2 separate regions of the Homo sapiens genome follow, and region 1 is linked to region 2. A link is a loop called in an ENCODE intact Hi-C map of the cell type or tissue named here. Cell type or tissue: ovary. All regions are shown on one strand.

Region 1 (8,000 bases), 400 kb before region 2:
AAGGGGGAGCCCCTTATAAAGCCATCAGATCTCATGAGAACTTACTCACTATCACGAGAATAGTATGGGGGAAATTGACCCCATGATTTGATTACCTCCCACTGGGGCCCTCCCATGACATACAGAGATTATGGGAACTATAATTCAAGATGAGATTTGGGTGAGTACACATCCAAACCATATTATTCCATTCCTGGTCCCTCCCAGATCTCATGTCCTCACATTTCAAAACACCGTCATATCTTTCCAACAGTCCCTCAAAGCCTTAACTCATTCCAGCATTAACTCAAAAGGTCAAGTCCAAAGTCTCATCTGAGACAAGGCAAATCCCTTCCATCTAGGAGCCTGTAAAATCAAATGCAAGTTAGTTACTTGGTTTTGGTACAGGCATTGGGTAAATACACACATTGGGGTACAGGGCATTGCATAAATACACACATTCAAAAAAATTGGCCAAAACAAAGGGGCTACAGCCCCTGTGCAAATCCAAAATCCAAAAGGGCAGTCATTAAACCTTAAAGTTCCAAAATGATCTCCTTTGACTCTATGTCTCACATCCAGGGGACACTTATGCAAGGTGGGCTCCCACAGCCTTGGGCAGCTTTGCCCCTGTGGCTTTTCAGGGTACAGCCCATTTCCAGGCTGCTTTCCTGGGCTGGCATTGAGTTTCTGTGGCTTTTCCAGGTGCATGGTGTGAGCTGTTAGTGGATCTACCATTCTGTGGTCTGGAGGATGGTGGCCTTCTTCTCACAGCTCCATCAGGCAGTGTCACCGTGGGGTCTCTGTGGGGGCTCTAACCCTACATTTCCCTTCTGCATTACCCTAGCAAAAGTTCTCCATGAGGGCTCTGCTTCTGCAGCAAACTTCTGCCTAAACATTCAAGTATTTCCATACATCCTCTGAAATCTAGGCAGAGGTTCCCAAACCTCAATTCTTGACTTCTATGCACCCACAGGCCCAACACTATGTATAAGGTGCCAAGGCTTGGGGCTTGAGCCCTCTGAAACAATGGCCTGAGCTGTACATTGTCCCCTTTTAGCCACAGCTAGAGCTGAAGCAGCTGGGGTGCAGGGCACCATGTCCTGAGGCTGCATTGAGCAAGGGGGCCCGGGGCCCAGCCCATGAAACCATTTTTCCCTCCTAGGCCTCCGGGCCTGTGATGGGAGGGGCTGCTGTGTCTCTTATATGCTCTGGAGACATTTTCCCCATTGTCTTGGTGATTATGCAAATTTCCACTACTGGCTTGAATTTCTCCCCAGAAAATGAGGTTTTCTTTTCTATCACATCATCAGGCTGCAAATTTTCCAAATTTTTATGCTCTGCATCCTCTTAAATGCTTTGCCACTTAGGAATTTCTTTCACCAGATACTCTAAGTCATCTCTCTCAAGTTCAACGTTTCACAGATCTCTAGGGCAGAACCAAAAGATGCTGCCGGTCTCTTTGCCTAGCAAGAGTGACCTTTATTCCCATTCCTAAAAAGTTCCTCATCTCCATCTGAGAGCACTTCAGCCTGCATTTTATTGTCCATATCACTATCAGTATTTTGGTCAAAGCCATTCAACAAGTCTAGGGAGCTCCAAACATTTTCACATTTTTCTTTCTGCTTCTGAGCCTCCAAACTGTTTCAACCTCTGCCCAGATCCAAAGTCACTTCCACATTTTTGGGTTTCTTTACAGCAGCACCCCACTCTCTGTGGTACCAATTTACTGTATTAGTCTGTTCTAACACTGCTAGTTAAGACATACCTGAGACTGGGAAATTTGTAAAGGAAAGAGGTTTAATTGACTCACAGTTCAACATGGCTGGGGAGGCCTCAGGGAACTTACAATCATGGTGGAAGGGAAAGCAAACACATCCTTCTTCACATGGCGGCAGCATGGAGAAGTATGAAAGCTGAGTGAAGGGAGAAGCCCTTATAAAACCATCAGATCTCATGAGAACTTAATCACTGTCATGACAATAGCATGGAAGAACTACCCCATGATTCAATTACCTCTCACCAGATCCCTAGGACTCTTAAACTGTTTATTTTTCTTCACGCTTTTTTTTCTTTTTGTTCCTCAGACTGGACAATATCAAACTCAATTTCACCATGTACTTAACTTTACTTATGCTCTTTATTTCTTTGTGTGGATTCAAGTTACTCTCTAGTGTTGTTTAATTTTGCCTGAAGAATTCCCTATACTATTTCTTGTGAGGGAGATCTGCTAGCAGTAAATTTTCTCAGTTTTTGTTTATCTGAGAATGTCTTAAACTCCCCTTCACTTCTGAAAGAAAATTTTGCTCAATATAGAATTTTTGTGTGAGATTCTTTTTCTTTTAGCACTTTAAATATGTCATCCAACTTTTTTGGCCTTCTTAGTTTCAGATCATATGTCAGCTGTTCATTTCATTGCAGATCCCTTGTATGTGATGAATCATTTTTGCTGGCTGCTTTTGGGATTCATTTTTATCTTTGACAGTTTGACTAATACATGTGTAGGTGTGTACCTCTTTCAGCTTATTCTACTTGGAGTTGTTGAGCTTTTTTGATGTGTAGATTAAGATTTTCATCAGTTTGGGACATTTTCTGCCATTATTTTTTCACATACCAATATATGTACCATGGGAGTCCTAGAAGGAGAGGAGAGAGAAACAAAAGGACATAAAGAATATATATGTCCTAAGAATTTTCAATACCATTTACTAACTATTAGATAGAAGTAATAGTTTTTTCTCCCCCTTATTAATCTCTTTTTTCTTCTACTTAATCATTAAGAAATATCGCCTTTTATAATAGTCACTAATATGTGACTATTTATAATCAAAAATAATATGAGAATCAATCATATGCAAGTTGATATAATACGACACAATTTGCCAGAGAGAAGTTATACAGAAGGAGGAAATAAGAAGAAGAAGAGCAAGTTGAGTGTTCTATGGTTTTGTCAGCTTTGTCCCTTCCAATTTGCTAAAGCTTATGTGGTTTCCTTTACTATAGTGAATATGTGAGGGGAAGAAGCTTGAAACAAGGAGGTCCTGTTATATGCCAATATTGATCTATAAAAACTCTAGATGAAGCTGAAAAAGTTCTGGGGTAAAATCCAAGGACACAAGTAATAGACATTTAAGAATCATTACATTTTCTTTCTAAGTAAGAATGTAGAAGTCAAGCTTTATATAATTCAAGAGGAGCAGAAAGGTAAGAATAACCTAGAGAGAAGAGCAAGGAAGTGGGATTCTAGGAGAAAAGGTTTTTTGTTTGTTTGTTTGTTTGTTTGTTTGTTTTTTGGCAGGAGGTGTGACAAAAATGGAAAAGAGAAAGTAAAAAATATGGGTAACCCCACAAGAAAAGCAAATACAAAGGTCAAATCGGGTGAGTAAGAATAAGTGCATGAAATAAAGAGGGATGAACAAACGGGGTGGGGAATTTTCAGGGTAGGAGAAAAAGATGGGAACTTTGAAAAAAGTGGGAATAAGGGAGAAAAGGGTATTAGTACTGAGCTTTGAAGGAATGGTTGAGGGAATTATAGAAGGTCAAATGATGGAAATGGGTGCAGCTTGAGAGAAAAAAAGAGTTACTGGGTTAGGATGACAAGAAAGGCAAAGTGATGAGGCTTTGCCTTTGACTCTTGGACTGTGTTTAATGAAGCTAAAAGCACACACTTGTTAGGTTATAAAGTGAGGTAAAGAACTATCGAGGGAGAGAGACTGAGTACCTGATGTCAATTCTTATTACAGTTCTTTAAGATTTCTGTTTTATCAAAGGATCTCACTTTCTTCCCACCTCATTCTACAATGTAGTAGTATTCTAACACTCATGCACATCAAGGTACTTGTGGGAGAGAATATCCTGTAAGAAAAACATATACAACCTATAGATTTCTGATTCATAGCACATGAGGAGTTCATTAAAAACACACAGAAAATAACAAGACAAAAAACTTTGGACACCCCCCTCCCGAAGCTCATTCATGGGTCCCATCCTTTAATCTCACCAATTTACATAAATATGAAACACCTGACCAAGTTTTCAAGTAATTTGTCACTCATCTTACCTCCTAAGGAAGACTATGTTTTCATTTAACAACAAATAGGCCAGGTGCAGTAGCTTATACCAGTAATCCCTTTAGAACGCCAAGGTAGGAGGATCGCTTGAGGCCAGGAGTTTGAGACCAGCCTAACATACAAGGACCTTTGATTCTGCAAAAGATAAAAAGCATTAGCTGGGCATGGTGGTGCTCACCTATAGTCCTAGCTATCCAGGATGCTGAGGCAAAAGGATCATTTGAGCAAAGGAGTTCAAGGTTACAATGAGCTGTGATCGCATCACTGCATTCCAGTATGGGTGACAGTTCTTGCTCACAAGAACCTGTCTTTATAAAACAAATGAACAACTTAACAACAAATACTTGTTAACAGATATTTAATTTACTATGTGCCAGATATGTACTCCAGGCACCTGAACAACATGAAAATAGAATGTTTTGTTTTCCTCTAGCCATGTCTATTTGCTGGTGTAGTCAGACAGTTTGGGGACAAGCAGAGGATTGTGGTGTTTTTGATGGTGGTGAAAGTGGAAGGATTATCCCAGGGATAGCATTATTAATCCCATATCATAATAAGGCCTGAGTGAAAAGACCCCTGACCTGGCAAATATCAGATTCTGCTAGATATGAAATGAAAATGAAAATTACCTTATTTTGGATACTTTGGAAGCCTGCTTTGTATTTTCCCTCCAGAGTCAGTATTGTATCAATGTGCTATGAATTTTCAATACCATTTACTGAGTAACTATTAGATAGAAGTAATAGTCTTTTTCTCCCCCTTATTAATCTCTTTTATTCTTCTACTTAATCATTAAGAAATATAGCCTTTTATAATAGTCAGTAGCTACAACTTTGCTGTCCCTAGGGCCCAATGTTTGGCTGAGGTGTCCTCACTTAGTGTGCACGTGACCAGAGCTCTGCAGTGACTCGGAGCAGCAGCAGAAGGGGAAATAAGGAAGTGGCACCATCTCGGGACCTGAAAATCAAGCTAGAAGAGCCCTAATCATTCATCTGTCATCAGCACATAAACATCCCTTTTCTACTGGTACTCAGACAAGGCAGGCTTGCTTGAATGCACTACTTGCTCTGAAGTTCTTCATTTATAAAATAATAGACCAGGAATGGCGGAAGGGGTGTGTGTGTGTGTGTGTGTGTGTGTGTGTGTGTGTGTGTGTGTTCATATGTGTGTATAATGTACATCTCTTCTTTGACCCCCTTTGGTTTCCAGTGTTTGCATCATTAACTAAGCTGATTGTGACTGCCCTCTACATTTATTTAAATAAGATAGAGTATTTTAAAAAGAAACTTAACGTAGGCCTTGGCACTTAGGGATGCTCAGTTATAGCGCCTGTGTATAAAAGCACCCAAGGGGTTTACATGGCCAGACTTTTCACCACTTCTGTATTCTTGGCTGGCCTCCCTCCTCTGAAACCTCAGCTGGGGAGGGACCCAACTGTAAGAGATTTGTTTTCTGTGACATTTGCTATTTGTTGCTGGCTCACTGTTTCGGTGGGGGAGGTGTCATGCTAAAGTCTGTAGGGGTAGTAGACCATGCACTTTTTGAGACTATTACTCATCTCTCTCATGGAGAATGTCACCCAGTGTCACTTCCCCCATTTTTTGGTGTTTTAGAGCCGACCGAGTCCTTGTCACTCATGCAGCAAGGAGCAGACTTCAGAGCCTCAGTCAGAGAAAGTGGAGGAGGAGGCATCTTGCTTTCCCTCCCCCTTTCTTTTCAGCATTTCTGCATTTAGGTGAGCCCTTCTAGCTGTGTGTCCCTTGAGGAGTGTGACAGATTTGCTTTGCCCTTTAGCTTTGTGGTGAGGAGTCTCTTGCTTATTTTAAATAATATGACAATCTTCCTGGGCTGTAGGGCTTGAGAAGATGAACTTGTCAACAGAAATGTCTGTTGGTTTCAGTTTCTGCCTATTACCCTGTGAAACCAAGGCACAGGGTAAAATTTCTCAGTTTTGTTTTCTCGTATTTCAAGGCCTTCACATTTTACCCCCAACATTTTAATGCATAAGAGAGCTTTCTATCTGAACTTTGATTTGCGCTTAAGTTTAAACTAAACGTTTTCTCTAGATTGAGGTGGATCTTGGATGAACTATCCCTTTCCTCCCCATGTGCAGTGGCATGCCTCAGTACCACAGAGCCACTTTCCCTATGGTAGGCTAGGTCAGGGGACAGAAGGCTTTTGCATTGAGCTGTGTATGCGGGACACTGGGTTAGACAAAGTTGCACAGTTTTCCTTGGGAGTCAGTCAACACATATGCATTATTCAGTCCTCTTATATGCCAGGCACTGCGTGGGTGCTGCAGACGTAAGGCCTCTCACGCCTCTAGGATCACCGACTTTTATTTTATTGTGTAGCATCTCTTGAGTCTGGGGTGCTAAGGAACATGCTTTGGGAAAGCCTGTCTAGCTTGAAGAAGATCTAATCTATTATTTGTAGAAACCCTAGGAGGTGATTGTATAATGGCTTTTTATCTTCTATTCATGGAGGCTTACTGTCTAGAAGACCTTCTGTCTAATTCGTATAATATTTAGGTTAGGCTAGCTTAGCAAGGCAACATGATTGAATACAGACAAAGGAACTATATAGTCCTGGCCCTGTTACTCCATTCCTCTGTCCCCTCCATGTGACCCACACTTCCACTAGTCTCATTGGGTCTGAGAACAAATCTGAGAGGCAGAGCAACATTAGTGGCTAAGAGCTTCAGCCTCAGACACATGTGTTCAAAATTCTTGCTGTCTTTAATTTACTGGCAGGTGCGTGTCCCTTGAGCAAATTACTTATCTCTCTCTGCCTCAGTTTGACCTCACAGGGTTATTTGCAAGAATTAGATGTGACAGAATATTTTAGAAATTATCAGTATGCTTAGCATATAGGAAATGCTTAATAAATGATAGTTACTATTATGAGAAAGTATCATGCTCCTCAGATGAGCCGAAATTTTATAGCCCATTACCCCACTCATCTGCTATTTTGGGACTTTGAACACTCGCAAATTCTCTTCATTCTCCTCTTCCTCCCCCTCATCAATACTTTGTAATTGAGCACCTACTTTGTCATGAGTCATGTGTAGTAAAAGCATTTATTTGCATTATGGCTTGTAATCCCTCATCCTTTAAGCCTCTGCTGAATTGTTTTCTTCTCAACAAAGTCTATTTTAATCAAGTTATTTAAAATTGCAAACTGCACCTCCCTGAAACTCCTCATCTCTCTCGCCATGCTCTCCTCCACTCCATAGGGCTTACTTTCTAACATATTGCATATTTACTTACTCTGTTTATTTTTTTTATTTTTTATTTATAACCCCTTTAGAATACGAGGTCCATAAAGACAGAAATATACATTTTTTTAAACTGATGCATTCTAAATTCCAATTCAGTGCCTAACACATAATGCATGCTCAGTAAGTATTTGTTCAGCAAACTGGTGAATGTCATTTATTGAGCAATAACAAAAAAATTGTGACCATAAAAACACTTATTTTACATATAAAGAAAACAATTTCTCTTAAGTTATGAAAATTGTCTAAGGTGATAGTAGGTTTTAGAGTCTGGGTTTGACTTAATCTGATTTGAGAGCCCAATCCTTGATAATTTTTCTCCACTATCCTTGCCACTTAACTACACTTGGGAGTTTTCAAGAAATGATTCCTACTTGCTCACAAAAATCTAATTCCTGTCACAACTAGATGGCAGAGCTGTGTGGTCCGTGCAATAAGGGGGAGAAGGCCTCTGACTTCTTCATGTTACTCACTTTTAGAAGGGCCCCAGAGAGGTGGTGTTTGTGCTATTACGTTTTCCAGAGTGTTACCTGAGTCTTTAGTGTTACTTTGAGCCATGAGCACATAGGCTAGACCAGGTGTGATCTGAACGCCTTTACTTTTAAAAAAAATCTTTACTTTCCTGTAACAACTAAGGTTTATAGATCACCACTCTTGTATGAATCTCTAAACAG
Region 2 (8,000 bases):
GGTGCTCTGTGCCAGCTGAGGGAATGAGTGAGATCTAAAATTCCACCTCTGCAGTCAGCTCTCTAAGCCCTCCATCCTGGTACAGGAAGTTTCCTCCTGCAGGAAGGGATATGTTTATCATCCCACAAAGGTGAACTTTGCTTCCTAAGCCCTGAACAAAGGGCTGTACTCATTTAAATGCAGGCTCTTTTTCTAATTTATAAACCCGCAGGGGGTGCCTTGTTCTAAAACACACAAAGACAGTGGTATAAGCTAGGGACCTTGAGTCTGCAATGATTCAAGTGAGAAATAAGGTCCTAAACTAAAGCAGGGAGGACACAAATGGAGAAGACACTTACAGTGGCTCTTCATTCACCAGACATTCTGAGAGTGTACTCAGTGCCAATCTCTGAGCATACACAGGGAGTCATAGATAAACTCTGCCCTGGGACAAGTGATAGAGTGATGTCGGAGGTGACAGAAACAAATGCATTTTCAAATGTCAAAATCTGATTTGTAATCTGCCTTTTCAACCTATTCCTGATCCTAATGTCACTGTCCTGGTTAATGTTTTTGTACTCCAGGACCTCAAAATCCAAGAATCAACTTTGAATCATCCTCGTTCCCAGTCATCAAGCTTTGTAGGCTAGCCCTGCAATGCAGTTTTTTCTTTCCTCCTCTTTGCCATTCCTATTGCTTCTAATCCAAACTCTTATTACTCCTCACTTGAGCTCCTGCAGTCAGCTCTCCAAGCCCTTCATCCTGGCACAGGTTTCCTCCTGCAGGAGTTCCAAGTTTTCCTTCCAAACTTATCTCCCTCTATTTTCTGATTATTTCTAATATTCACTCTGCCTCAAACACCCTTACCCTCCACCTCTGACTATCAAAACCCTACACGTTACACATTCCCCATGAAGGGCTGTCCTGTGAGGTAGTGAGCTTGCTGTGTTCTAGAAGTACTAAACAAAACCTTGAAGAAATTCTGTTCAGAGAATTCTAGCATTGAGTAGATTGTTGATAGGATCAGTGGCTCCCAAAGCCTAGTTTATCATCTGAATCACTAGGAGAACTTTTTAATGATTCTGACTCCTAATACCTTCACTCTAGAAATTCTGATTCCTTGGGTGTCTTAGTCTATTTTGTGTTGCTGTAAAGGAATACACAAGGCTGGGTAACTTGTAAGGAAAAAAAGGTTTATTTGGCTCACAATTCTGACGGCTGCAACATTCAAGGTTGAACATTTGCATCTTGTGAGGGCCTCATGGTGCTTCTACTCATAGTGGAAGGTAAAAGAGAGCTAGAGTGTGGAGATATCACATGGTAAGAGAGAAAGCAAGATACAAGAGAGAGGTGCCAGGCTCTCTTTAACAACCAGCTCTTGCAGGAACAAATACAGTGAGAACTCACTCACCCCAAAAGGAGGGCATTAATCTATTCATGAGAGACCTGCTTTCATGACCCAAACACTTCCCATTAGGCCCCACTTCCAACACTGGAGCTCAAATTTCAACATAAGGCTTGGAGGGGACAAACATCGAAACCATAGCAGTAGGTTTGGAGTGATGCCTTTTGAAGCCATATTTCTAAAATAGTCCATAAGAGCCAGACTTGTGAATCTCCCTAAACAACCACTGAAGGTCTCTTTCACCATTACTTTCTATGATAGGAAGCCTCACCCGGATTTCCCAGAAGAATGCAGCTGTTTTCACCTCTGTGTTGAGAGCATTTATTATGCTCTGTTTCATCTTGTAATTCTTTAAATCTATTTCACGGGGAGGAGGGAGGAGGTGGGGATGGTTAGTGGGTACAAAAAAAAAAAAAAGAAAGAATCAAAAGACCTACTATTTGGTAGCACAATAGGGTGACTATAGTCAATAATAACTTAATTGTATATTTTTAAATAAGTTAAAGAATGTAATTGGATTGCTTGTAACTCAAAGGATAAATGCTTGAGGGGATGGATATCCCATTCTCCATGATGGACTTATTTCACATTACATGCCTGTATCAAAATATCTTACATACCCCATAAATACATATACCTACTATGTATTCACAATTTTTTAATTAATTTAAAACTTTTTTAAATAAAAAATAAAATAAAAATAAAATTTCAAAAATATACATAAATAAATAAATCTATTTCAGTCTCCCCCATGATGCTGCAAGTTCCTGAGGTTAGGAGTCCTATATTGTACTCTCAGAGGGCCAAATTGAATTTGCCTGCAATAGAGCTGAAACACACTGTTCACAGGACCAGAAATAATGAGAGTCTAAACAATACTGAAAACAGCACTATTAAATACAGAAGTCTCCTGGTAGCTGGACTTTGATCTTAGAGGTGAAAGATTAGCAAACCTGAAATGTACACTTTTCATTGAAACCGGATGCACACCATTAGTTCAAATACAAATGTGAACTCCTGTGATGATATTCCATTTGGGTTTCAGACTCACTAGTCTCTCACTTGTCAACCCCTTTTGTTCTGATGCCAATTTTCCCTTTCATTCTTCATGTTGCTTAGTTTTGTTTTTTTTTAAATCTTGACCACTGGCAGTTATTTTAGGGCATGATGACAGATTCTAAAACTTAGTGGCACAAAACAGCTACTGAAATTTTTCTCTGAATGGAACTGTACCCATGATGTGCCACACCATTATAGAAAGCAAATATCTAGACAGACTTTTGACACACAAAAAATTACATTTTAAATTGCGTATTTAAAATATGTGTGCAACGACAAGAACATGTAAAAATCTATAAGTACATTTTTCAACTCACAATAGGATATAAGCAATTTTCTTTTTCAAAAAAATCAACTTTATTAAAATATAATTTTAGACAATAAATTGCATTATTTAAAGTGTACAATTAGATGAGCTTTCACAATTGTATACACTCACAAAACCACCAACACAATCAAGATAAACTTAATTCATCTTCAAAAGATAATTTTCTTTAAATAGAAATCATTCCAAAAGGAAATCTATACTGAATATATGAGACATTAATCCCCTCTTCTTTTCAGAATAAATCCAACTGAGTATAAATTAGAATTAGCATAAACCTATGTTTCTCAACTAAGGGTAGATTTGCCCCCTAGGGGTCATTTGAAAATATTTAGAGACATTTTTGTTTATCTGGATTGGGGGTAGGGTGCCACTAGTATCTAGTGGATAGAGGCTGGAGATGTTAATAAACATTCCACTCAGACAATACCTCACCGCCATCAACAACAAAGGACTATCAGCCTAAAATGTCAAGAGTGCTGAGGTGGAGAAACCCTGATGTGGATACATCCATGCTCATAATTGATTAGGAATGAGGCAATACAATATTCACTCTCTGAGTTTTTGCATATGTTTATTGTCCTGTCTGAAACACCTCTCCACTCCTCAGCAACCACCCTATGAAGCGGGTACTATTTTCTCCCCATTTTACAGTTGAGACGAACTGAGGCTTAGAGAGATGAACTAACTTGGCCAAGGTCACACACTTAGTACATGGCAGAGCTGGTATCCGAATCCAGCTTTGTTTACTCTGGAGCCTGTTCTTAAACTGTGTGTGATACTACTGATCTTTTTAAATGAAATATAAGTTCTGCATCTGGCCTAGATGCCCAGTAAAGTTTATCTAAGCAGATATTAATACACCAAATGCACACAGCTACTAATCCAGTAAGAAAAAAATAACTTCTTCCTGTCAATTCGATCAAGGGTGTTCAATCTTTTGGCTTCTCTGGCAACACTGGAAGAAGAAGAATTATCTTGGGCTACCATACAATACAATAACACTAATGATAGCTAATGAGCTAAAAAAAAGAATTGCAAAAATGTCTCATAATGTTTTAAGAAAGTTTATAAGTTTGTGTTGGGCTGCACTGAAAGCCGTCCTGGGCCACATGTGGACCACAGGCCACGGGTTGAACAAACTTAAATTAGATCTTTTCTTTTCAGATTATTGATGAATGGGAGTACATCTTCCATTTATTGTGTGCTTTCTCTGTGTCAGGCACAAAAGCTTTCTTTCATTCAATCCTCCTGCGAACACTCTGCCTGGTTATTACTAACACATCTTTAACACAAGGAACCAGAATCTCAGGGTAACCTAAGCACAACAGCATTGGGAGTTAAACCAAGATCATCTGGGTTTGCCTGCTTGTTTAACTGTACCAGACCACTCAATTGCTGGTGTTATGGCCTGAATGTTTGTGTTCCTGCAACCCCCGACCCCAAATTCATATGTTGAAGCCCTACCTCCAATGTGATTGTATTTGGAGATGGAGCCTTTGGAAAGTAGTCGAGTCATGAGGGCAGGGCCCTGGTCTGATGGAATTTAGGGCCTTTAGAAGAAAAGACACCAGAGACCTTGAGCCATCTCTCTCTCCACCAAGTGAGGACACAGCAAGAAGGTGGCCGTCTGCAAGCCAAGAAAAGAACCCTCACCAGAACCCAACCATGTTGGCACACTGATCCAGAGTTCCAGCCTCCAGAACTGTGAGAAAATAAATTATTGTTGTTTAAGCACCCACATTATGGGTGTCTTATGGCAGCCCAAGCAGACTAAGATGGCTGGAAATTATAAAATTGTACCAAAAGAGCATTGCTTCTTGAAGTTTCTCTAACTTCTTCTGTGATAACATGAATTTTATCCTCTGTGGTAACAAGAATTTTACCTATCATTCTCTATGATAACAAGAATTTTATCCTGTTACCTTCGATGTCCTTATAAGAATATTCTTAAATGTCTTTCCTATTTTGGAGCTAGAATAAAATAGTCTACGTAATACACTAAGCAGCATGTCTAGACAGAGTAGGCCTATGCAAATGTTATGGTGTTGCAAAACAAACAAACAAAAAACCTGTAAGCCTTTTTAGTGTTTATTGTTTCACTGACATATGTTGCATTAAACATCTCTTAAAGCTTTCTTCAGGTGCAATCAGCAATCATCAACATCTTTATCCCAATCATAGCATGAGACACTGAACCCCAGTAAGCTCTAGTTTTAAAATTGCCTCAAATCCTCAATGGGATTTACCTCTTGGGGTTGCTATAGGGTTTACATGGGACAATGTTTACACCCATTAGCACTGTCTTACAAATAGAAGGTGCACAATAATTGCGATAAGTGTGGTCTGTGGTCTGTGTCCACAAATGGCTGCATCCACGTCACTCAGGAGCTTGTTAGAAAAGCAGAATCCCAGGCCCCACCCCAGACCTATCAAATCAAAATCCAGATTTTAAAAAGATTTGCATCCACATGAAATTTGAAAAGCACTTAGTTAAATTATTAACAGAAAGAGTGAGTTCATAAAGACTCAGAAGACTAAGCGCAGATCCCTGACAAGACACTAGAAACTTCCTTCCATAACAACATCTTACATCTTAAAACATACATGAGTTTTGGCTGAGCCCCATCCCCACCCTAGGCATCAGCAGGGTAGGAATCCCCTTACATGGGCATCTACCCTCATCTATGCACCCAATTCATCCCCTTAATTCCCTTCTTTCTCCAGCCCAGGGATCTTTACACCATCAGGGGGCCAGAAAGCTTTCCACTTACTCATCGAACATTTTCTGCTCCCCTTTGGGACAGAGCTTTTGAAACTCTAAAGTCAAGAGAATCTTTTTTTCTGCTTTGTGCCACCACATTCCTTCCCCCAAAGGTAATGAACATAGGCAAGCTAACTAAATGGGGCCAGGAAATAAAAGGAAATAGCCAGGGAAAAAAATAAATTATTAATTTCAAAATAGTGCCCTGCCACATAAAGAACCAAATGAATGGTTCCTTATGATCAGAGACTGAGGGTGGATGGAGAGAAGTATAGCAATGAGCCATGATTTTCTCTCTCTCTCTTTTTGGAGGTAGTATTCCCTATCTCCACACTCATTACCACTGTATACAGTTTGTTCACCCCTTTCTGCCTCCTTAAGCTGTGCTCAGAAGTCTTTGGGGTATGTCCTTTCTGCAAATCTCACACATACACAAACACACACATGAAAAACAAACAAACAAACAAAAACCTCTTCAGCTTTCTACAAATTGGCTCAGGGAATTACTGTAGACCTTTCCTTCCTACTGTCTGCCATGTTCCCTGGTGTTTTCTGCTGTTCTTACCCTTATTCTTCCTATGTTGGCTCAAATTCGCCCTGGTTATATTTGGAAGAGATCTCAACTTTCTGCTTCATCACTGACCCAGAAGTCCCAAAGGATGTCCTTATAGGAATTGCCCAAGCTCCAGGTCCCAAAAATCCCTCTCCCCAGTGTTCAACCCTGTTTCTTACCACACCACCTCCCGTCTGCTCCGGACTCAGTTTGGGGAAGAATAATTACACTCTTCTCTTAGCACAGACCATAGTCTGCCCTGTGTCAGGGTTATGCATGTATGTGCTTGTCTCCCCTGGGTGGAGAAACTCCAAGACCCATTCATCTTCATATTCCCCTGCTTATTCCAGCACTAATCCATAGCTGTGCTCAACACATGAACAGAATAGACTGGATTGTGGGGTGAAGTTTTATTCAGAGTTCCTTCTTTCCTTCTGCCCCTTCAGCTCCCCACTGTTCTCTGATCCTACCTTGATTTTATTTTTGACACTCTGGGCAAAAGTCAGATCTGTATGCAAGTAAAAGCATTACTATTTCTAATTGAGCAAGTTATTTAGCTCCTATCTTTCATTTAGTCATCCACAAATGATAGATAAATAAATATAGGTAGAAGGCACACACCTTCTACCGTGCCTGATACATATTAGCATTCAATAATTGTTAGTTATCACTATTGTAGCTTAAAATTGACCATGATGAGAGTATTTATACCATGGAAATTGGTAAACATTATAAATTTTTTCAGAGAGCTGCTTTACCAGCAAATGACTAGGCTAGTGCCACATATCTAAATGATAATATTTTGGATCTATTATGGTAAATAAAACACTATTACAATTAATTTTATCTGTTTCTTTCAATTTTTTTGATATGACTGCTACAAAACAAAATTTTCTGAGACAAGGTCTCACTCTGTTGCCCAGGCTGGAGTGGCATAATCACGACTCACTGCAGCCTTGAACTCCTGGGCTTAAGCGTCCTCCCACCTCAGCCTCCTGAGTAGCTGGGACACAGGAACGTGCCACCATGTACAGCTAATTTTTTTTATTCTTTGTAGGGACAGGGTCTCCCTATGTTGCCCAGGCTGATCTTGAACTCCTGACCTCAAGCAATCCTCCCGCCTCAGCCTGCCAAAGTGTTGGGATTATAGGCGTGAACCACCATTCCCAGCTGAAATTTTTGAATTACCTTGTGATATTTGTATTGGACAGTGCTGGGCTAGATAGACCCTAACACACATGGTAGGATGATGCCGTCACACCTCTCAGTGTGGTTCCCCAGGTATTTCTAGGAATACCAGGGAGCACTCATATGCTCCACAAATTGGTCCAGGCTGATGCTTGTCACCTCTGTCAGCTGTTCTCTCTCTGAACTGTTGTTCTTCCTGAATCTTCAGGTCCCTCCCATGATCTAATCACTTTGATATTCCAGACTGACCTCTCTATTTGCTTGTTCCTATGTGCTGTGGGTTAGGTCCCCTCCACGGGTACTAGAAATGACTAGTCTCAGCACCCAAGAGCTCAGTACACCATTTCAAGGGCCACCGCCCACTTCCTCACAGCTTTCAGATGGCAGTGGGAAAGCCAACTCAGTGCCCATCAATGAAAAAATTCCCAAGACTCCTTATACTCAGAAGCCCCCTCTCCTTTCACACTCTCTCTTCAGTTACTATGACCCAGTCTTCCATCCCTGCCCCAGATATGAGGAACAAAATTCCCCTAAAATTTAAAAAAAAAAAATTCCCTACTTCTAACCCTTACATTACATCGAAGCTCCTCTATAATGTGTAAAATGTGGCATTTGGTTATTGCCAACTTAGCAAATATATATAAATTTTTTTTTCATTGATCTCTTAGTTACTGCTTAGAAAAATAAAAGACAGAAAAGTGTATTCATTTTCTTTTATTACTTGTAT

The links. A loop is a pair of places that touch in the nucleus more often than their neighbours do. Peaks named below come from ENCODE experiments on the same cell type or tissue, not always from the same donor. Only the 100,000 strongest peaks of a DNase experiment are listed, where the experiment ranks them.
Region 1: it touches region 2 in a loop (3-fold over the local background); 88 of 110 quality-filtered maps call a loop at or near these places.

What each region holds. Positions count from the first base shown.
Region 1 is chr1:172,813,514-172,821,513 of GRCh38, forward strand. LOC107985225 (a long non-coding RNA gene) reads right to left here and starts at 4,184. Exons shown (of 3, transcript XR_001738297.2): 1 at 4,040-4,184; 2 at 3,701-3,834; 3 at 2,045-2,615. RefSeq lists an enhancer at 5,565-6,014. In ovary, no CTCF peak of the experiment used is centred here; a DNase peak (open chromatin) is centred at 4,953.
Region 2 is chr1:173,210,792-173,218,791 of GRCh38, forward strand. It overlaps a transcript of TNFSF4 not described here. Among named protein-coding and RNA genes, the nearest start is that of TNFSF4, 7.5 kb to the left of the region's middle. In ovary, no CTCF peak of the experiment used is centred here; no DNase peak of the experiment used is centred here.